Linked DNA regions of Homo sapiens: regions 1 and 2 are each linked to region 3. The links are chromatin loops, found by intact Hi-C in ENCODE. Cell type or tissue: GM12878. All regions are shown on one strand. Each heading gives the region's core, and the rest is flanking DNA. Links, peaks and the distances in the headings are about the cores only. Region 1 overlaps LOC105372460 (a long non-coding RNA gene). Region 2 has its middle 13 kb from the start of CDC42EP5. Region 3 has its middle 14 kb from the start of LILRB1.

Evidence for each region. Peaks named below come from ENCODE experiments on the same cell type or tissue, not always from the same donor. Only the 100,000 strongest peaks of a DNase experiment are listed, where the experiment ranks them.
Region 1: a loop joins it to region 3, with 4 times the contacts of the local background. A loop is called at or near these places in 1 of 110 quality-filtered maps.
Region 2: a loop joins it to region 3, with 6 times the contacts of the local background. A loop is called at or near these places in 1 of 110 quality-filtered maps.

Annotation. Positions count from the first base shown.
Region 1 is chr19:54,516,168-54,523,641 of GRCh38, forward strand. It overlaps LOC105372460 (a long non-coding RNA gene), which reads right to left. Exons shown (of 4, transcript XR_001754038.3): 3 at 1-141. Among named protein-coding and RNA genes, the nearest start is that of LAIR2, 17 kb to the left of the region's middle. RefSeq lists a silencer at 1,245-1,445. In GM12878, for the core only: no CTCF peak of the experiment used is centred there; DNase peaks (open chromatin) are centred at 2,838 and 5,284; H3K4me3 peaks cover 687 bases; H3K27ac peaks cover 2,074 bases.
Region 2 is chr19:54,482,429-54,489,902 of GRCh38, forward strand. No RefSeq gene overlaps it. Among named protein-coding and RNA genes, the nearest start is that of CDC42EP5, 13 kb to the left of the region's middle. In GM12878, for the core only: no CTCF peak of the experiment used is centred there; no DNase peak of the experiment used is centred there.
Region 3 is chr19:54,612,532-54,620,005 of GRCh38, forward strand. It overlaps a transcript of LILRB1 not described here. Among named protein-coding and RNA genes, the nearest start is that of LILRB1, 14 kb to the right of the region's middle. In GM12878, for the core only: no CTCF peak of the experiment used is centred there; DNase peaks (open chromatin) are centred at 3,620, 3,780, 4,540 and 5,250; H3K4me3 peaks cover 3,642 bases; H3K27ac peaks cover 4,360 bases.

The sequences.
Region 1 (7,474 bases), core at 842-5,841, 97 kb before region 3:
CCTCAGGAACCCCAGGACAGAGCAGAGTCCTCCGCTTCCTCCATCCTGTGAGCAGGTGACTTGGGATTTCAGATGAGGCTGGCAGTGACTGGAGATTTCGGAATCTGACAGATGCTTTTAACTACCTGGAAGGACTGTGCCCTAAGAGACAGAAGATATGAGAAGCATGAGAATCCACTGAAATGTAAAGGGCTTTAGAGCTACAAGAGAAGCTCTAAAAAGACAAGGAAATGCAGAAAGCCCCCAGTTCCTCAGTGGCTTGGGAGGGAGGTGCAGACTTCCTGACTATACAGGAGATGATGGGAAGACTCATTACGGATGGGGGCTAGGAGACCACCCTTCCTTAGTTACGTGTTTTGTGCTGTGTCTTGACAAGAGAGATGAATCAGGGTCCTAGGTGAGAATTCACCACCATCCAAGACCTAAATGGGTGTGTGTAGACTCTGAAGTCCAAGAAGTTCTGCCGACCGACGTCTGCACAAACCACTCTCAGCAAAACAACCACTAGAGTAATCCAGGGTTTCAGAAAGAGTTGGTCTTTTCCAATCTAGCGGAGAATATCTTCTCCCAGTGAGAGAGGGACACACACACACACACACACACACACATACACACACAGTATTGGCTCTGTTTTCTCTGAAGTGTGTGGCCTTTTTTTTTTTAAGGTGTTGTAGATTACTTGGAACTAAATAGAGGTGATGGTTGAAGAAGATTATGAATGCACCAAATTCCACTGATTTGTACACTTTTACATAGTTAATGGTTAGTTTTATGTTTGCGTACTTTATTACAATAAAAAGTAATGATATAGTATTTGTAGAGCAAGTAGCAAAGTCCCAATATGAGTAGAATCTTATCATGCTCATAATTTATACACACAGTGCATTGAAATAAGACACTATTTTCGGACAGGCGCGGTGGCTCATGCCTGTAATCCCAGCACTTTGGGAGGCTGAAGCGGGAGGATCACAAGGTTAGGAGTTTGAGACAAGCCTGACTAACATGGTGAAACTCTGTCTTCACTAAAAATACAAAAATTAGCCGGGCATGGTGGCGTGAGCCTGTAATCCCATCTACTCAGGAGGCTGAGGCAGGAAAATCACTTGAACCAGGGAGGCGGAGGTTGCAGTGAGCCGAGATCATGCCATTGCACTCCAGCCTGCGTGACAGAGTGAGACTCCATCTCAAAAAAAAAAAACAAAACAAAACACTATTTTCTATTACCAAGGCAAGGCCAGAGTGATTCCCTTTTTGCTTCCTCTCTGCCCACGATGGTGTACAGTAGAAAAAAAAATGGCCTTATCCAGATGTCAAGATTCCATAGTTCATATGAACATCATCTACACCTTGAGCTTCTCCACCTCTTGCTAAATTCTGACTCCTATTCCAAATGTTCCCAATATATCTGGCCCTATATCTAGACACCATTCCTATTTCCCCTGTCTGGATGCAGTCCAAGGAGAGTGGTTCTTGCGGTTACTGTTTACAGTACTGACTGGGATGCTGGCGCCTGTCTGTAGTTTCAGCACCATGGCCAGCGTCCAGGAAGCCACACAGCTTTCTCCATTGTCGTCTCTTAGTTGATCATTTGCATATGCTGAGTCCCTATCTTGGGACTCTGAAATAGAGTCTTCCTGGAAAAATCTAATCAGTAACTTTTTTTTCAGGGCAATATTCAGGCATTAGGGTAAATTGGAAAAAGAGGATGCCAGTTGTTAAGGCGATGTTTTTGGAAAAAAAATAACCCTTACATTCCATGGATTCTGCAAGCAAGTAGAATGGCCTGTTGTGGGGTCGGGGGTGGGGGAGGGGGAGGGACAGCATTAGGAGATATACCTAGTGTAAATGACGAGTTAATGGGTGCAGCACACCAACATGGCACATGTATACATATGTAACAAACCTGCACATTGTGCACATGTACACTAGACCTTAAAGTATATACATTAAAAAAAAGCTCAGAATGTGGGCTCCCACACTCATCAGGACAACTAGAATAATCCAGGGTGTCAGAAAGAGTTGGTTCTCTCCAATCTAGCTGAGAATATCTCTTCCCGGACTTTCAAGATACCAGCTATTGGGTAATGGCCAAACGACAACAGGCTTTAAATCACACCAAACTGCTTTCAAAACCTGAATCTGACCTTGCTATCTTTATGTGCTTGGGAGAGTCACATTACCTGTCTAAGACTCACTTTGCTTTTCCATAAAATGGCACTAATAATGCTGTCTGCTTTGTAAGCATGTTTGGAAGACGGATGATCGGGGATTATTATATTCTGCCTCTCTGTTTAGCTAGGAGGGAAGGCTCCGGAGCCAGGAAGGCTGGGATATGATCATTGCTTTGTCTCTGAAAACTATGAGATTTAGGAAAATTACCCACTTGACTCAATTTTGTCATTTATAAAATGAGGGCAATGCCAGTACCTACCTTATATAGAGTTTTGGTGGAGAACACATAGTTACTGCATGTGACGTGCAAAGTAAACTCTGAACATGTTGTTAGACTCACTCAATAATGTGGGCTATTGTGATCACTACTATAATGTTACTCTAAAAACGATGATAATATTATCATAGTTTTGTGGCTACACAGAGCCTGATAAACTTTGCTCAGTAATAATACCTGTTTTTATGAATCATTGTTAACATTTTCTTGAAGGTCCTTGGACATCTGACATATTCCCTGATTTACTTTCCAAAGTTCTGGGCTCCCCATCTCAAGCTTACAGACTTAGCCTGGACGGATGCCGGCATTTGTTTTTTTCAAATATTTACTCAGCAACATCTCCTGGGACTCGGGACTCTGATGTGCCACATCCTGTATAGGAAACAGGTGATGTGGAAATGAGTCAGACTCAGCTCCTGCCCCTGACAGACTCTGACAGAGAAATCTGCAATGCACTGATAAGACTCTGCTACCAGAAGCTTAGGCGCTGCTGAAACGCAAAAGAGATACCAATTTATCTTTTCCTAAGGAGTGAAGGAAAGCCCCTTGGCCATGAAAACCCCTCAGATGGTACCAAAAATATAGACAATTGATCCAGAGAGGAAAAGAGGGGAAGGAAAGAGTAGAGAGCATCCTCAAATGAGAGAGCAGTGTATTCGGAAGCATCAGTAGCTATGAGAAGCTACAGGCTCAAACAAGGGGAAAGATTTAGGAGGAGAATTATTCTCAATTGCTGGAGTGAGGGGTTGAGCCAAATAGGTTAAATTAAAATTTTCATTGTTGACCATGGAAGGGCTGCGCACTGGGGCAATAGGAGAAACCTCCAGGAGTGTTCAGGGAAAGAAAGCAATTAAACGTGGATCATGTTTTTTGTTGTTGTTTTTGTTTTTTGTTTTTTTTTCTGAGATGAAGTCTCGCTTTGTCGCCCAGGCTGGAGTGCCATGGTGTGATCTTGGCTCACTGCAACCTCCACCTCCCGGGTTCAAGTGATTCTCCTGCCTCAGCTTCTGGAGTAGCTGGGATTACAGTCATGCACCACAAGGCCCAGCTAATTTTTGTATTTTTAGTAGAGATGGGGTTTCACCATGTTGGCCAGGATGGTCTCGATCTCCTGACCTCGTGATCTGCCTGCCTTGGCCTCCCAAAGTGCTGGGGTTACAGGTGTGAGCCATGGTGCCTGGCCAGATAAATTTTTAAAAGAGAGGGAGATTTGGCTGGGCATAGTGGCTCACGTCTGTAATCCCAGCACTTTGAGAGACTGAGGTGGGTGGATCACCTGAGGTCAGGAGTTCGAGAACAGCCTGGCCAACATGGCTAAACTCCATCTCTACTAAAAATACAAAAATTAGCCAAGCATAGTGGCAGGTGCCTGTAACCCTAGCTACTCAGGAGGTTGAGGCAGACGAATCGCTTGAACCCGGGAGGCAGAGGTTGCAGTGAGCCGAGATCACACCACTGCACTCCAGCCTGCAATAGAGAGAGACTCCATCTCAAAAAAATAAAATAAAATAAGAAGATGACTGTGGGAATGGTAAACTGATTTCCAGGATGGGATACCCAAAAGGCACTGCAGACCTGGGGAGAGGGTAGCAGCAATATTGACTTTCATTGTGGACACGGCGAGTAGAAAAGTCCTGTAGGGAACTCTATAGGTTCTTGCCTAAGGGAAGAGTCACAAAGCTGTTGGACAGAAATGGAAACACTACCAAAAGCATCAACGGAGAAGAGAAAAAGGAAAAGAGTACAAGGGATGGGGATAGGGTAGAAAAGGATGATTCTCAACAAGTCAGGATTTCTCCTACCCAAACATCTATGGTATACACCTGCCACTCCTTGCCAATACTTTTGTCATTATATATATATTTGAGACAGAGTCTTGCCCTGTCGCCCAGGTTGGAGTGCAATGGCGCAATCTCGGCTCACTGCAGCCTCCAACTCCCGGGTTCAAGTGATTCTCCTGCCTCAGCCTCCCGAGTAGCTGGGATTACAGTCACCCACCACCACACCCTGCTAATTTTTGTATTTCTTTATTTATTTTTTTAGTAGAGACAGGGTTTCACCATATTGGCCAGGCTGGTCTCCAACTCCTGACCTTGTGATCCACCCACCTTGGCCTCCCAAAGTCCTGGGATTACAGGCGTGAGCCACTGCGCCTGGCCTACAAATGTGTTAATATCTCAGGGTGTGTGTGTGTGTCTGGGGAGGGCCAGGTGGTTTTCTGTGCTGAGTTTGCTCTGTAGGGAAGAGCTGTGTTTTCTGGGGCTGTAGAGTTTAGCTCAGTCCTGATCATCAGCAATACGAATGTCAAACAGGAAGGCTTGTGTCTTATTTGGATGAAGATGCAGACCTGTGGAAGGATTTTGATCAGGGCCAGAAACAGGAAAGTTTGGGGCTATGAGAATTAATAGACATCAGCAGCAGTGAGGGTCTGGAGTAGGGGGCTGGGAGGAGGCTGATGTGGTGACAGAGACACGATGTCTTCAGTCTCCAGCTGAGCTTGGACTGTGGGGATGGGTCAGGGGACGTGGGTGAGGAGGGACTCGGGGAAAGAGCTGTTTGGATTTGTTCACGGTGTGGGGAGCAGAAGAGCGTGAGGAACTGAGAGTTGCTCCAGTCTCTGCCTTGGTTCACTGGAGGAGCCGATGGGGCTGTCTCGGGATGGATGACCCCAGGAGAAGCAGCAGGCAGGGGAGGTGTTGATAAGATGGATAACTGGCCTCAGAGAAAGCAGAGCCTCCCTCCAAGCCCGAGTGTGTGGTTTTGTTCCTCCCAAACACTTCCTTCATCTGACTTCCTTTGTTCTATAATTAGCAGCACCTTCTCTTCATTCTTCTCTTTCAAAACCTCTGATTCATTTCTACCTCCTCACTACAGTGTGTTTTCTGAAAGTTCTCAAAGCACAGACTAATTCCCATTTTCCAGGAGAACCACACATTTCATATGGCTTCAAGCCAGACAATGGGAATCCACGCAGAGAGAACATGCACGCACACAAACAGGAAGGACGCAGACGGGCTTTGGGGGTGACGAGGGACAGCTTCACCCTGAGGTCTCAGGCGAGGGGTGAGGAAGGAGACTCATGTGAACTCCTCTGTCTCTGCTCTCAGGCTTGTTCACAAAACCCTGCATCTCAGCGCACCCAAGCCCCCTGGTGCACGCAAGAGCCAGCGTGAGCCTGCGCTGTCACTCAGAGCTGGCCTTTGATGAATTTATCTTATACAAAGAGGGGCACACACAACATTCCCAGCAGTATGGTAGGATGATCCAGGCTGGGGATCACTCCTTCAAGGCTGTCTTTTCCATGGGTCCTATAACGCCTGCCCGTGCAGAAGCCTATAGGTGCTGTGGCTGTTTCAGTCACTCCTGCTATGAGTGGTCGGCTCCCAGTGACCCCCTGGACATTGTGATCACAGGTGAGTGTGGCTGGACCATTCATGGTCTTTTGGTGCCCAGGAAACTCCCCAGGGTGATGTGGTTGTTGATCAAACCGCCAGTAGAGGAAGAAAAATACCAGAACATAGAAACACCAAGTAACTTATTAGAGGGCCAGAGGAGGGGATGAAGGAAAGGGGGAGAAACAGAGAACTTGTGATAGTTAAAGAGAAAACAAGTTAGACAGTGACAGAGAATGTGAAACAGATATTGAGAGAGATTCGCAAACATAGACAATGCCTCCTCCTGACCTCTCACCTGTGTCCTCAATGCCTCCTCCTGACCTCTCACCTGTGTCCTCAGTGCATCCTCCTGACCTCTCACCTGTGTCTTCAGTGCCTCCTCCTGACCTCTCACCTGTGTCCTCAGTGCCTCCTCCTGACCACTCACCTGTGTCCTCAAACATCACTTCCTCATGACTCCCTTTCCGCAACAGAAGAGCTATGCCAGTCTATTTTCTAATCACCCACAGCCAAGGAATGATTCCACATACGAATGTCATAGTGCGTAGTTACCTGTTTTGTAGTTATTTCTAGACATCTATCACATCCCCTAGACTAGCAGGGCTCACAGGACAGGATCCATGTCAGTGAAGCGTATGCTTTATTTTTCATTCTTGGTTAATTGTATGAAATAAGGTTGACATTTATAGACATATGCTGGCAGAATGGATGGAAGCATGGATGGACTATAAATGGACAGACACAGAGGGAAGAGTTGATGATGTATTCAGTATTCAAATGCACACTTAAAATCTGTCGTATATCAAGCCAGCAACCTCTCCTGCTGCTTTCCCCCTTGAATTCTGGGATATTCAGCTCTGCTCTCAGTTTCCTGGCTCAGGGATTTCCTCCTTGTCCATTTTGCCCAGGTGAGACGCACACAGAGATCACAAACTCAGATCAGCCTGACAAATCCTAAAGCAAAATCATACCTGCAGCATTGACTATATAATCCACTGGACCCCATGCAAAATGAAAATAGAGGGCCCCATGTTCAAACATCAAGATGTCAACACGAGGGCATTAAACTCAGCTTGGAACTCTGATGGCACGGCTCCTGGACAGTGAAGCCAGCCCTGCACAGAGACATAAGCAATTGGGGGATTGCACACAGCATATACCAGGCACCTCGAGATCCCAGAGCTGCATGCACCCAACACACGCCAGGTATTCCAGATGCATCAGACAGAAAGTGCCCCTGGAGGTGATGGTTGCAGATCTGGGGGCCTCCAAAGCCCACTTCGCCACTCTCTGCTTCAGTCGTCATACTGGACATGGACTGTGTCCCTGCACAGACCCTGTGTATACCTAGTCCGTTCACTGCACTGCAGGGACTCAGACTTGGTAACTGAGTGTATGAATGTGTATGAATGAAAATAGCATGTTGATTGTGTTGGATTATCTTTACTTAACAAAGTGGCATGCAGTTTTATGAAGTTTTAAATGGAATAAATAGTGACGTCTTCACATAAGCCTCCTTAGGAAGTGACTAATATCACCCACGCTTACAGGATGAGGAGGTTGAGCTTCACAGCTTGTGCAGCAGGCTGAGAGTCACGGAGCAAACAGGCCGCAGATCCTGGAATGAGCC
Region 2 (7,474 bases), core at 1,623-6,622, 130 kb before region 3:
ACAGAGCGAGACTCCGTCTCAAAAAAAACAAAAACAAAACCCATAAAACTAAATGAGGCTCTGGAGTTGAAAAGTACCACACATTCCTAGCAGGATAGGAGATATATTCACCAAAATCAATCATGTGTCTGTATACGAACGAACAATAATTTAAAAATGAAATGAGGAGAGCAATTTCATTTACAAAGCCTCCAAAATAATAAAATGAATGGGAAGAAATGTAATAAAAGAAGTGAAAGACGTGGATACTAAAAATTACAAAAGATGCTGAGGAGAAATTAAAGATGTAAATAAATGGAGAGGCCGAGTGCGGTGGCTCATGCCTGTAATCTCAGCACTTTGGGAGGCTAAGGCAGGTGGATTACCTGAGGTCAGGAGTTCTAGACTAGCCTGGCAAACATGGGGAAACCTGATCTATACAAAACAAAACAAAACAAAACAAAACAAAAAACTTAGCTCCAGCTTAGAGCCAGACTCCATCCCAAAATTAATAGATAAATACATACATGCATGCATACATGAATGGAGAAAGTTTATACATTCACAATAGCATCTGACATAATAAATGTAAGAAATAAAATGAATAAAAAGTGTCATCTTGCAAAGCAGTAAAATAAGATGAAAAAACCTCACTGACCACATCCTTCCTCATTCTCAGAAAGGGAATCACGGTCATAGTGGTTGACCTGTGGCCGTGTAATTCTGTCCAAATATCCATGAATGGTAAATGTGAAAACAGTAGAATGAATTCCATTGAAAATAAGAAAACAAGAAGAAATAAAGTCAGAACTCAAAAGTGTTTTTGAAGTGTTATTGGGATGGGGTTTTTTGTTTTTTTTTTTTTTTTTTTTTTAGACGGAGACTCGCTGTGTCGCCGAGGCTGGAGTGCATGGTGCGATCTCGGCTCACTGAAACCTCTGCCTCCTGGGTTCAAGCGATTCTCCTGCTTCAGCCTCCTGAGTAGCTGATATTATAGGCGCGCACCATCATGCCTGGCTAATTTTTGTATTTTTAGTAGAGACGGGGTTTCATCATGTTGGCCAGGCTGGTCTCGAACTCCTGACCTCAGGTGATAAAGCCCACCTCAGCTTCCCAAAATACTGGCCTTACAGGCACGAGCCACTGCGCCCAGCCTATTTGTTATTATTTGATAATATTTATATTATCACCTATCAATTTATGATGACAAGTGCACTTAACATAAGATCTATCTTAGCAAATTTGTAAGGGTACAAGGCAGTCTTATTCCCTGCACACACTAAGCCGCACAGGAGACTCTAGGCCTTCCTCATCTTGCATGACTGAAACTCAAGAGGGAAAAATGAGGAGTTATCAGTCATAGGAAAGAGATCTTGATACCTTGCCTGTTCTTTCTAAGCCAATACTCTCAGCTCCTTAAAGGGGGCACTTTTATTTCATTTTATTTTTTTTCCCTCAGGTATAAATAATTTAATTTTTTTCAGTTATAAGGCTAACACATACTCAATTTAAAAATCCAAATAAAAACTCCTCAAAAAATGAAGAGCCATTTAAACTCCCTTGACCTAATATTAACTGCTACAAACATCGTGATTAATATTTTCCTACAAATCTCTCCTTCCATAAACATGTGTATAAACATGCATATGTAATTTAACTTACATGTGGCCTCTATATACGTGTTTTTTTTCCTGTTTTGCTCACTCAACAAAATCCTCGGTATCTTCCATGTCAATGAAAGTTAAACAGCACCATCATTTTTAATGACCACACAGTATTCCATTGCACTGGGCAGGTGGGGGGCAGGGCATTGTTTATTTAATATTTAAGTGTCCATTAAGTGATGGGCAATATGTTTCTAATTCACTGCTCTTCATTCTACAAGTGTTTGCTGAGCATCTATTATGTGCCAGGCCCTAAGTACCAGTGATAAAGTGATGATCAAGACAGAAGAGCCAAGACTTCCCTGGCCAAGTGAAGTCTCCATTCTAACGGCGGGAGAGGGACAGCGTACAAGTCAATGAGTGGATAATTAGAAAGGAGGATGAACGTCAAGAGGAAATGAAGACGAATCTTCTTAGCGAAGGAATGGGTGTCGGGCTAGTGGACTTCTTTCAACACAGTGGTCTAGGAAGGCTCTTCTTGCTGAGATGATGCTGAGCAGAGACCTGGAGGCTGTGGTGCAAAGCAGGAGGTCGGTGCACCCAGGCAGAGACGCGGAGCCCCGAGGCAGGGAGGGACCTGGTGTCTTCAAGGAACAGCAGGAATGTCATGTGGCCTGAGGGCAGGGAGTGAGGGGCACAGGGACCAACGTGAAATTGGAAAGATGAGTAAGTGTCCCGTAGGTCACAGAGTTTGGGTTTTGGGCCATGTGTACTATGAAGTCACTGGAGATTTCAATGGTAACAAAACATAATCTGATTTATGCTTTTAAAGGATCACTCTGGGGCCGGGTGCAGGGGCTCAAGCCTGTAATCCCAGCACTTTGGGAGACTGAGGCGGGCGGATCATGAGGTCAAGAGATCGAGACCATCCTGGGCAACATGGTGAAACCCCGTCTCTACTAAAAATACAAATAAATTAGCCAGGCGTGGTGGTGGGTGCCTCTAATCCCAGCTACTCGGGAGGCTGAGGCAGGAGAATCGCTTGAACCCGGGAGGTGGAGGGTGCAGTGAGCCAAGATCACGCCACTGCACTGCAGCCTGGGCGACAGAGTGAGACTCCGTCTCAAAAAAAAAAAAAAAAAAAAAAGAAAGATTATTCTGGCTACAATATGGGGAGGGGCAGCTGAGTAGCACGAAATGAGCGTGGAGAGACCAGCTAGGGGATGTTCCCTGGACGAGGGGAGAGAGGGTGAACCTGGCGCCGTGGTGCTGGCAAGCAGTGTCTGCATGAGGACAGATTCTGAAGGTAGAACAAGGGGAGAGGGTGAGAAAGAGGAGCAGTTGAGGCGATTTCTAGGACTGCAGCTTGTCCAGGTGGTGGACGGGGAAGAAAACGTGGGAGAGCCACAATTTTAACTTTCTCATATTAATCCTTCCAGTGTTTGTTTCTGGGTGAATATGAGACAATATGAATGTATATTCTGATTCCCCCAATTCTTGGCACAATACAGATTTAATCCCTAAGAATACACTCTGGGATCTCTCCATAAAGTACATAGGCGATTTTCTTTTTATTTTCTTTTTTTGAGACAAGTCTCACTCTGTTGCCCATGCTGGAGTGCAGTGGTGCGATCTCAGCTCACTGCAATCTCCACCTCCCAGGTTGAAGCAATTCTCCTACTCAGCCTCCCGAGCTGAAATGATGGGCGCCAGCCACCAGGTCCAGCTAATTTTTTTGTATTTTTAGTAGAAACAGGGTTTTACCATGTTGGCCAGGCTGGTCTCGAACTCCTGGCCTCAGGTGATCTGCCCGCATCTGCCTTCCAAAGTGCTGGGATTACAGTCAGGAGCCTGGCCCATGGGGCATTTTCAAATATATTTCTCCCTGGTCTTCTAAATTCCAGACTGACTGATGAGAAGTCTGATGTAATTATGATAATAGAAACTTAGTACACCATTGTGTTTTTTCTCCCACCTTTGAGGTCTTCTTTATTTTCTTTTTCCTTTGAGATAATGCAGCTTGGTGAGTGCGGTGAGCCCTTAGGGAGGCATTTTTTCTCTCTCCCTAGCGTCACTGCTGGCTGGCTTCCTCCTCTCTGCCCTTTACTTCTTTTTTTTCATTCCAGCTCCTCAAGTTGCATGTTCAGTGATTAATTCTCCAAACTTCATAATTTCTTTTTTTTTTTTTTGAGATGGAGTCTCTGTCACCCAGGCTGGAGTACGGTGGCGCGATCTTGGTTCACTGCAACCTCCACCTCCCGGGTTCAAGCGATTCTCCTGCCTCGGTCTCCCAAGTAGCTGGGACTACAGGCGCCCGCCACCACGCCCGGCTAATTTTTTTAGTAGAGACGGGGTTTGGGGTTTCACCGTGTTAGCTAGGATGGGCTCGATCTCCTGACCTCGTGATCCACCCACCTCATCCTCTCAAAGTGCTGGGATTACAGGCGTGAGCCACCATGCCCAGCCCCAAACTTCATAATTTCTAAAAAAAAAAAAAAAAAAAAAAAAAAAAGTGTGCTTAAAACAATCCACATTTCACTTTAAGTGTGATTTTTATTGCATCTAAGTTTCGATATGAATAACATTGTTCATTTCTAAATATGTCACAACTTCTGTGTTTTTTTTTTTAACAGTCACTCAAAAGTTATGCAGATTTTTGTTGTTGTTTTAAAAATGTGTGTTTTTTAAACGTTTAATTTTTGGTCTTTTATGTAATTTTTGCAGTCACGAAATATGGTTTCATTATATTAAATCTTTGGAATATTTTGAGACCTTCTTGGTGGATTAAGAAGTGGTCAATTTTTGTAGATTTTTCATATGTTCCTGAAAAGAATGTGGGTTCTCCATTGTTGCTGTTTTGTACATATAAATATAACAACACACCAATAATGAAAATAACAATTATGATAACAATCATTAATAATCAATATTAGGCCAGGCGCGGTGGCTCACACCTGTAATCCCAGTACTTTGGGAGGCCGAGGCGGGCGGATCACCTGAGGTCAGGAGTTCGAGACCAGCCTGGCCAGCATGGTGAATCCACGTCTCTACTAAAAATACAAAAATAGCTGGGCGTGGTGGCAGAGGCCTAGAAGCCCAGCTACTCAGGAGGCTGAGGCAGGAGAATCACTTGAACCTGGGAGGCAGAGGTTGCAGTGAGCCAAGATTGTGCCACTGCACTCCAGCCTGGGTGACAAGAGTGAAACTCCATGTCAAAAAATAAATAAGTAAATAATAATAATCAATATTAGAACCCTTAGTAATGTCAGGCTCAGTCTGACTACTTTTTTTTTATTTATTATTATACTTTAAGTTTTAGGGTACATGTGCACATTGTGCAGGTTAGTTACATATGTATACATGTGCCATGCTGGTGCACTGCACCCACTAACTCGTCATCTAGCATTAGGACTACTTTTTATTTTTAAGAAAGCATGCTTACTTTTGCCTTTCATTTTTCTATATTTTTAAAAAACTTTGTAAACATTTATGGGGTACAAGTGTAATTTTGTTGCATGTAAAGATTGCCCAGTGATGAAATCGGGACTTCCAGGTTATCCATTCCCCAAATAATGTGCATTGTACCCATTAAGTCATTTTCTTTTCTTTTCTTTCTTTCTTTTTTTTTTTTTTTTTGAGACAGAGTCTTGCTCTGTCGTCCAGGGTGGAGTACAATGGTGCAATCTTGGCTCACTGCAACCTCCATCTCCCGTGTTCAAGCAATTCTCCTGCCTCAGCCTCCTGAGTAGCTGGGATTGCAGGTGTACACCACCACACCTGGCTAATTTTTTGTATTTTTAGTAGAGACAGGGTTTCTCCACGTTGGCCAGGCTGGTCTCGAACTCCTGACCTCAGGTGATCTGCCCGCCTCGGCCTCCCAAAATGCTGGGATTACAAGCGTAAGCCACCACACCCGGCCCCCGTTCCTCATTCTTAGAAAGGGAATCATGGTCATTGTGGTTGACCTGTGGCCGTGTAATTCTGTCCAAATATCCCTGAATGGTAAATGTGAAAACAGTAGAATGAATTCCATTGAAAATAAGAAGAAATAAAGTCAGAACTCAAAAGTGTTTTTGAAGTGTTATTGGGATGGAACTTTTTTTTTTTTTTTTTTTTTTTTTTTTTTTTTTTTGAGACGGAGACTGCTCTGTCATTTAGGCTGGAGTGCAATGGTGCAATCTTGGCTCACTGCAACTTCTGCCTCCTGGGTTCAAGCGATTCTCCTGCTTCAGCCTCCTGAGTAGCTGGTATTACAGGTGCGCACCGTCATGCCTGGCTAATTTTTGTATTTTTAGTAGAGACGGGGTTTCACCATGTTGGCCAGGCTGGTCTCGAACTCCTGACCTCAGGTGATACGCCCACCTCGGCCTCCAAAAATGCTGGCATTACAGGCACGAGCCACTGCGCCCAGCCTATTTGTTATTATTTGATAATATTGATATTATCACCTATCAATTTATGATGACAAGTGCACATAACATAAGATCTATCTTAGCAAATTTGTAAGGGTACAAGGCAGTCTTGTTCCCTGCACACACTAAGCCGCACAGGAGACTGTAGGCCTTCCTCATCTTGCATGACTGAAACTCAAGAGGGAAAAATGAGGAGGTAACAGTCATAGGAAAGAGATCTTGATACCTTGCCTGTTCTTTCTAAGCCAATACCCTCAGCTCCTTAAAGGGGGCACTTTTATTTCATTTTATTTTTTCCCTCAGGTATAAATAATTTAATTTTTTTCAGTTATAAGGCTAACACATACTCAATTTAAAAATCCAAATAAAAACACCTCAAAAAATGAAGAGCCATTTAAACTCCCTTGACCTAATATTAATTGCTACAAACATCTTGATTAATATTTTCCTACAAATCTCTTATTACTAAATTACTCGATAGCCAGTTATTAAGTAATTTCAGTCTGAGTACCATTAACATAATTACTCACTGAATAATCACAACAGTTCCATGAGTTAGGCACCATTGCTTTTTTATTTTACAGAGGAAGAGGCAAAGAAATAGAGAGGTAAATAAACTTAGTTTAAAGTGAGAGAGCTTATAACTGGCACGACCAAAATTAAAATCTAGAGATCTGGCCTCTGGAATTGTACTAGATAAATCAAGTTATGCACTCATAACTTTCCCCATACTCCCTATATACTATGTCTATTCATTCATCATTCATTCAAAAATATTTATTATGTACTATGTGCTAGGGAGTGTTCCAGGAGCAGGGACACTACAGGAAACACTGCAGGAAAAAAATCTATGGTTTCATGGGGATACATTGTAGTGGGAAGGCAGATAGTCTACAATATTAATAAGTAAAATACGTGCACATATGCTGAAGATTAATGATATATGCTGAAGAAAGAAAAAAGGCAGCGAGAGGTGATACGAAATCTGGAGGGAGTGTTGCAACTTCAGACAGGATGGTCCAAGAAGGTCTGAAGGATAAGGAGATACTGGGGTTGACAGTGAAGGAGAGGGAGGGATGAGCCTTGTGCCTGTCTGGGTGAAGAGCATTCCAGTCGAGAATGGCATGTGGATGAGCCCTGAGGCAGATGCTTGCTTGATGTTTTTTTAGGAATAGCAAGGAGATCACTGGGACTGCATCACAGTCAGTGAAAGGCAGAGTCGGAGGAGATGCTATCAAAGTACTAACCCAAGTTGGGAGACAGAAGACGCAGTCGTGTCAATATGACTGAGGCGGGAAGTCCTGGAAAGTTTCTGATCAGAAGAGTGGCACAGAGTGGCGAATGTTTTTATTGTATTGTGTTGTTATTTTACTACCCAATTGCATTTTATTATCAGCGTACCTTATTTTATGAAATTAGACCTGCATTTTGGAGGGAGAGTCTGATTTTCATGAAGGCATGTGGTATGCTTCTGACGAT
Region 3 (7,474 bases), core at 1,688-6,687:
TTTCTACACCCCATGGAGAAGTACAAACAGGATGTGATACTCTAATATCACTCAGTTTTCTAAAATAAGTAGGTTGCAATTTCCTATGAAGTGAAACTATTCCTAGTTCACATTGAGAAAGTACCAGATTCAGTTTCTCATAGGACCAACAATTGTCTGGACCAAGGGAAATTACAAATGGTCTGGTCTTACATTTTTCTCCAGCTACCTGTGATGATCTCTAAGAGTCTGTTGTTGCAGATAAAAAAGTATATCACTCAAGGCAGGGTGCAGTGGCTCACGCCTGTAATCCCAGCACTTTGGGAGGCAGAGGCCGGCAGATTATCTGAAGTCTGGAGTTTGAGTCCAGCCTGGCCAACATGATGAAACCCCGTTTCTACTAAAAATACAAAAATTAGCTGGGCATGGTGGCAAGCACCTGTAATCCCAGCTACTCGGGAGGCTGAGGCAGGAGAATCGCTTGAACCTGGGACGTAGGAGGTCACAGTGAGCTGAGACTGCCCTACTGCACTCCCAGCCTGGGCGACAGTGTTAGACTCTGTCTCAAAAAAAAAAAAATGTGTATCACTCAAACTGACACCTTCATGGATCTTAGAACCCTGATCATGTTCCCATGAGAATTCCATTCATTCCATTCAAGAAGATCTAACTTTCACATATACACCATGGAATACTATGCAGCCATAAAAAATGATGAGTTCATGTCCTTTGTAGGGACATGGATGAAATTGGAAATCATCATTCTCAGTAAACTATCGCAAGAACAAAAAACCAAACACCGCATATTCTCACTCATAGGTGGGAATTGAACAATGAGAGCACATGGACACAGGAAGGGGAATATCACACTCTGGGGACTGTTGTGGGGTGGGGGGAGGGGGGAGGGATAGCATTGGGAGATATACCTAATGCTAGATGACGAGTTAGTGGGTGCAGCGCACCAGCATGGCACATGTATACATATGTAACTAACCTGCCCAATGTGCGCATGTACCCTAAAACTTAAAGTATAATTAAAAATAAATAAATAAATAAATAAATAAATAAATAAATAAATAAAAAAGAAGATCTAACTTTCCTAAATATCTATGCATCCAACACAGCAGCACCCAGATTCATAAAAGAAATTTGTAAAGACCTTCAAAGAGACTTAGACTCCCATACAATAATAGTGGGAGACTTTAATACCCCACTTACAATAGTAGACAGATCATCAAGACAGAAAATTGACTAAGATAATCAGGACCTGAACTCAGCACGATAGATATCTACAGAACTCTCCACACCCCCAAACCAGAATTTACATTCATCTCATCACCACATGGCACATGCTCTAAATTCAATCACATAATTGGAAGCAAAAGACTCCTCAGCAAATTCAGTTTGTTACAACTGAAATTGGCACAAACCACTCTCTGACCACAGCATAATCAAATTAGAAATCGAGACTAAGAAACTCACTTAAACTCATACAATTACATGGAAATTAAACAACCTGCTCCTGAATGACATCAGGGTAAATAATGAAATTAAGGCAGAAAATAAGAAGTTATTACAAGCTAATGGGAGCAAAGATACAACATGCCGGAATCTCCGGGACACAGCTAAGGGGGTATTAAGAGGAAAATATATAGCACTAAATGTCCACATCACATTAGTTGTGATGACCTAACATCACAACTAAAAGAACTAGAGAACGAAGAGCAAACAAACCCCGAAGCTAGCAGAATACAAGAAAGAACCAAAATCTGAGCTGAACTGAAGGAGATTGGGTTCCTTCACACACAAAAAAATCATTCAAAAGATCAGCAAATCCAGGAGCTGGTTTTTTGAAAAAAATAATAAAATAGACTGCTAGCTAGACTAATTGAAAAAAGAGAAGACTCGAATAAACACAATCACGAATGACACGGGGAATATTACCATTGACCCCAGAGAAATACAAACAACCATCAGAGAATATAATGAACCCGTGTATGCACATAAACTAGAAAATCTAAAAGAAATGGGTAAATTCTCAGACACGTGCAGCCTCCCAAGACTGAACCAGGATGAAATTGAATTCCTCAACAGACCAATAATGAGCCTGAAATTGGTTCAACGTACACAAATCAATAAACAGATTCATCACATAAACAGAACTAAAACAAAAAACCACATGATTATATTAATGATGCAGAAAAGCCTTCTGATAAAATTTAACATCACTTCTTGTTAAAAACTCTAATTAAACTAGGTATTGAAGGAACATACTTCAAAATAATAAGAGCCATTTATGACAAGCCCACAGCCAACATCATGCTGAATGGGCAAAAGCTGAAAGCAATCCACTTGAAAACTGGCACAAGAATGCCCTCTCTCACCACTCCTATTCAACAGTATTGGAAATACTAGGCAGGGCAATTGGGCAAGAGAAAAAAATAAGGCGTATTCAAATAGGAAGAGAGGAAGTCAAACTATCTTTGCTGCAGATGAAATGATCCTGTATCTAGAAAACATCAACCCAAACATCAACCTGAGATCTTCTTAAGCTGATAAACAACATCAGCAAAGACTCAAGATACAAAATAAATGTGCAAAAATCACTAGCATTTATATACCAATAACAGTCAAGTTGAGAGCCAAATCAGGAATGCAATCTCATTTACAGTTTACACACACACACACAAACACACACACACAATACCTAGGAATACAGCTAACTAGGAGGGTGGACAATTTCTTCAAGGAGAACTATAAAACACTGCTCAAAAAATTAGAGATGACACAAACAGATGGAAAAATATTCCATGATCATGAATAGGAAGAATCAATATCTTAAAAATGGCCATAGTGCTCAAAGCCATTTATAGATTCAGTAATATTTGTATTAAGTTATCATTGAGATTCTTCACAGAACTAGAAGAATCATATGGAACCAAAAGTTTTAAATTTAAAAATTCATATGGAACCCAAAAAGAGCTCAAATAGTCAAGGCAAGCCTAAGCAAAAACAAAAACCGAAAACCAAAGCTGGAGGCATTATGTTACCTGACTTCAAACTATACTACAGGGCTACAGTAACCAAAACAGCATGGTACTGGTACAAAAACAAACACATAGACCAATGGAACAGAATAGAAAACCCACAAATAAAACCACACACCTACAACTATCTGATCTTTAGGAAACCTGACAAAAAAAAAGTGATGGGGAAAGGATTCCCTATTCAACAAACTGTGCTGGGATAACTGGCTATCCATATGCAGACAATTGAAACTGGACCCCTTCCTTACACCATATACAAAAAAACTAACTCAGGATGGATTGATTGATGGATGTAAAACCTAAAACTATAAAAACCTGGAAGACAACCTAGACAATACATTCAGGACACAGGCACGGGCAAAGATTTTATGACTAAAATGCCAAAAGAAATTGCAACAAAAGCAAAAATTGACAAATGAGATCTAATTAAACCAAAGGGTTTCTGCACTGCAAAAGAAACTGTAAACAGAGTAAACTGACAATCTACAGACTGGGAGAAAGTTTTTGCAAACTGTGCATCTAACAAAGGTCTACTCTCCAGTATCTTTAAGGAACTTAAACCAATTTACAAGAAGAAAACAAACAACCACATTAAAATGTGGGCAAACGACATGAACACACGCTTTTCAAAAGAAGACATACATGTGGCCAACAATCATATAAAAAAAGCTCAACATCACTGATCATGAGAGAAATGCAAATCAAAACCACAATGAGATACCATCTGATACCTGTCAGAATGGCTATTATTAAAAAGTCAAGGGACACATGTTCTCAGGACCTCCTGAGTGCTGATCACTCATATTTGGCTCAGAAAAATCTCTTCTAATATATTACAGAGTTTGACTCTTTTTGTCCACAATAATTTGGTGCCTGAACACGTGAGGCCTCAGATAAGACTCAGGACCCCAAAGGAGTTGTCTCAACCTGGAGCTAAGGTACCAGCAGGGGCCCACTGAAAGCCTCCAGGATTTTGAGCTTCTTCTCTGCCAGAAGTGGTAAGTCCTCCTGAGCCCCGACCTCCCTTTGGTTGACGGCCCTTTATTTATTCTGATCTACTATTTCTTTTTCTTTCTAGGAAGTTGTTGTTTAAGGATCCTACTTCTAGTTGGGAGATACATTCTAAAGGGTCTTCTCCATTGCTTTTCTCCCCAAATTAATCTCGATTTGGCTTGTCTGTTCACATTTGCATGAGGAACTGAACTGTTGTTTTCATAGGGAAACGAGAGACTGTGTTTCCTCAGCTTAAAAAAGAAAGGGCATTTTGCTCCTCCCAGCCAAAATGTGGGAAGTGATGAGGGGTGCTTGTGGGAATGTCTGGGGGTGGATGGACCCCATCGTGATGTGAGTGGCCTACAGGGAACACCCAACAAAATGAGTTTTAAAAAGGCTTGTCCAGGAAGCACATATGGGAGCTGGTCACTCTGCATTTTGGGCCCTCCTGGAGGTGTTTAGACCTTCCGAGAGAGAAACTGAGACACATGAGAGGGAAGAAATGACTCAGTGGTGAGACCCTGTGGAGTCCCACCCACAACCAGCACACTGTGACCCACTGCACAAACCTCTAGCCCACAGCTCACTTCCTCCTTTAAGAAGAGAAGAGAAAAGAGGAGAGGAGAGGAGGAACAGAAAAGAAAAGAAAAGAAAAAGTGGGAAACAAATAATCTAAGAATGAGGAGAAAGCAAGAAGAGTGACCCCCTTGTGGGCACTCCATTGGTTTTATGGCGCCTCTACTTTCTGGAGTTTGTGTAAAACAAAAATATTATGGTCTTTGTGCACATTTACATCAAGGTAAGAGAGCCCTAATGGCGGCTTGCACGCTATAGAGTTCCTAAGTTCTCTCTTTCTCTATTTTCTTTTCTGCCTGCTTTACATCTGCTGTTACCTTTCTACTGAGATAAAAACCACTGTTTAGATCCAAATTTTTTTTGCAAGCTGGTAAATTTATATTAATATCTCATGGCTAGAGTTTTGAAGTAAAAGCTACAGGATGTCTGTGTGTGTGTGTGTGTGTGTGTGTGTGTGTGTGTGGTGTGTGTGTGTTTAAAAGCCTTTATGATAGATTTGTATAATTTTATGTTTAATTGGCAGTGAACCCATTTTAATTTCCCTCTAACACACCAGACTTCTTCCTCTGTACTTTGAGATGTAAGTTTTGCTGATTTTTTCTCCTAAAAAGTGTTTCCTGTAACATGGAAATTTAGGGTTATTTAGCTGACAACTGCCTGGGGTAAGGAAACAGGTTATGAAGAGTTTGAAAGGGTTGGGCGTGGTGGCTCACACTTGTATTCCCAGCACTTTGGGAAGCTGAGGTAGGTGACTCATGTGAGATCAGGAGTTCAAGACCAGCCTGGCCAACATGGTGAATCCCTGTCTCTACTAAAAATGCAAAACTTAGCCAGGCAGTAGTGGCACACTCGTAATCCCAGCTACTTGGGAGACTGAGACAGGAGAATCACTTCAGCATGGGAGATGTAGGTTGCAGTGAGCTGGGATCATGCCACTGCATTCCAGTCTGGGTGACAGAGTGAGCCCCTGCCTCAAAAAAAAAAAAAAAGAAAAAAAGAAAAAAAGAAAAAAAAAGAGTTTGAAAGTTTGAGATAGAAAAAAAAGAGGTTTTTTGAATCTATAAGATGTACTTCTATCAGCATGCCTAATGCGTCCATGAATCTGTGTGTGGTGTACATAATGTTTCACTACTAAAAATATACAAAAGAGCTCTAATTAATTGGCTTAAAGAGAATAAAAGTGCTTAAATCAAATACTTTATCAGGACAAGATGCTTCTTCAAGTTCACTTAAGTAAAATCTTTAATAAATAAGCTGGCTTTAAAATTATTGGTAAAATAAGATTAGAAATGTCTTAAGAATTGTTAGCGTTTTTGTTTGCACTTATTGCACAAGTGGTTTTGTGCTTATCCCTGCAGAATAGTATAAGATTTTCCATAAGGGTTATAAAACTATAAACCTGGCCGGGCACGGTGGCTCACGCCTGTAACCCCAGCACTTTGGGAGGCCGAGGCTGGTGGATCACCTGAGGTTGGGAGTTCAAGAGCAGCCTGACACACACAAAACAAAATTATAAACCCAGCCCAAAACAGAATGATCTTTGCTTGTATAATTTTTAATAAATAAGCCATGTAATATTGTTGGTTAAATAAAAACAGCTAACTACTGAGATATTGGTTAAAAAAAATAACTTTATATTTAACCATAAGTTCCCTTACTTAGGTAAACACCTGAAATTCATAGTTTATAACATTGGTTAACAGGGAATTAACTTTAAGTGATGACTGTCACAGTGTTCATAAATAATCTAGGTAAACTATTAAATAAGTTTATCAAGTAAATGCAATGGAATAAATGCCTATAAACAAACTTGTCACATAATTTACAATCTAAAGTTATATTAAATAATAGATATTAATTGATTAGCTGGGTAATTTATAATTTAAAAATTACAGGAAAACATTTTTAAAAAACAATTCTTATTAAAAGATAAATATCTGTGTTTAATTCAAAGCTTTTTTAAAAGTTATGTATAAAACAAGATAAATGGAAACAGGAAATAAGAGATGTAAAGACAGTTATAAATATAAAGAGGAATTTTGGTAAAAAAGATGAAAAGGAAAGTAATTTTACACAAGAAAGTCTTATGTAGTGAATTTTTGTCCTGAAATAAAATAACTGATAGTTCAAGAAAGAGGGATATTTAGGACAAAACAGGCAGTTTAAGCATGTTGTAAGTGGTCTCTGTAAGTCACAATAAGACTTTTTTTAAAAAAAGAAAGGTAGTGTAATGTAGTTGGTTATGATTAAGAAATATAATAGTCATTCTACAGATGGGTCTTTGATATTTAAAAAACACACCCTAATCCAAAACTAAATAATTGGTTAAAACAAGGTTTTAGTAAAATATTAACTTATTCTTAATGCAAAAAGTTTTTAATTTTTAAATTCTATAATCTGTCTTTTTGAAATTCTTCCAATGAATATATCAAAGTTCAGCTTTTTCTCTTTTGAAAGGCCTTGGATGATAGCTCTCTCCTTCACCTTGTGTTGGCTTCTGTAACTTTTATTAATTATCTAAAGTAAGAGAGGAATTTTTATTTAAAAACAGAAAAATGAAATATCCTTTAGACCTGCTTTTTTTCTTCTGTATGCCTGTTATATCTGTATCTTCATATGTGTTATCTGGAAGTGATATTTCACTACCAAACTACATGAAACAGCTCATCAGTTGTCTTTTTTAAAAAAAAGTAAGTGCTTATCAGATTGGCAGACACTAGCTAAGATGCCTTTGAATTCACCTGATTTTAATATTTAGTAAAATTAATTTAGTAAATTTAATCTTAAAACTCTCTCCAGTAATTAGAGCTATGTTATGTTAAACCTCGTTTTTTTTTTTTCACTTGAAATTTGGGTTACTAAATTAAAATAGTAGGAGT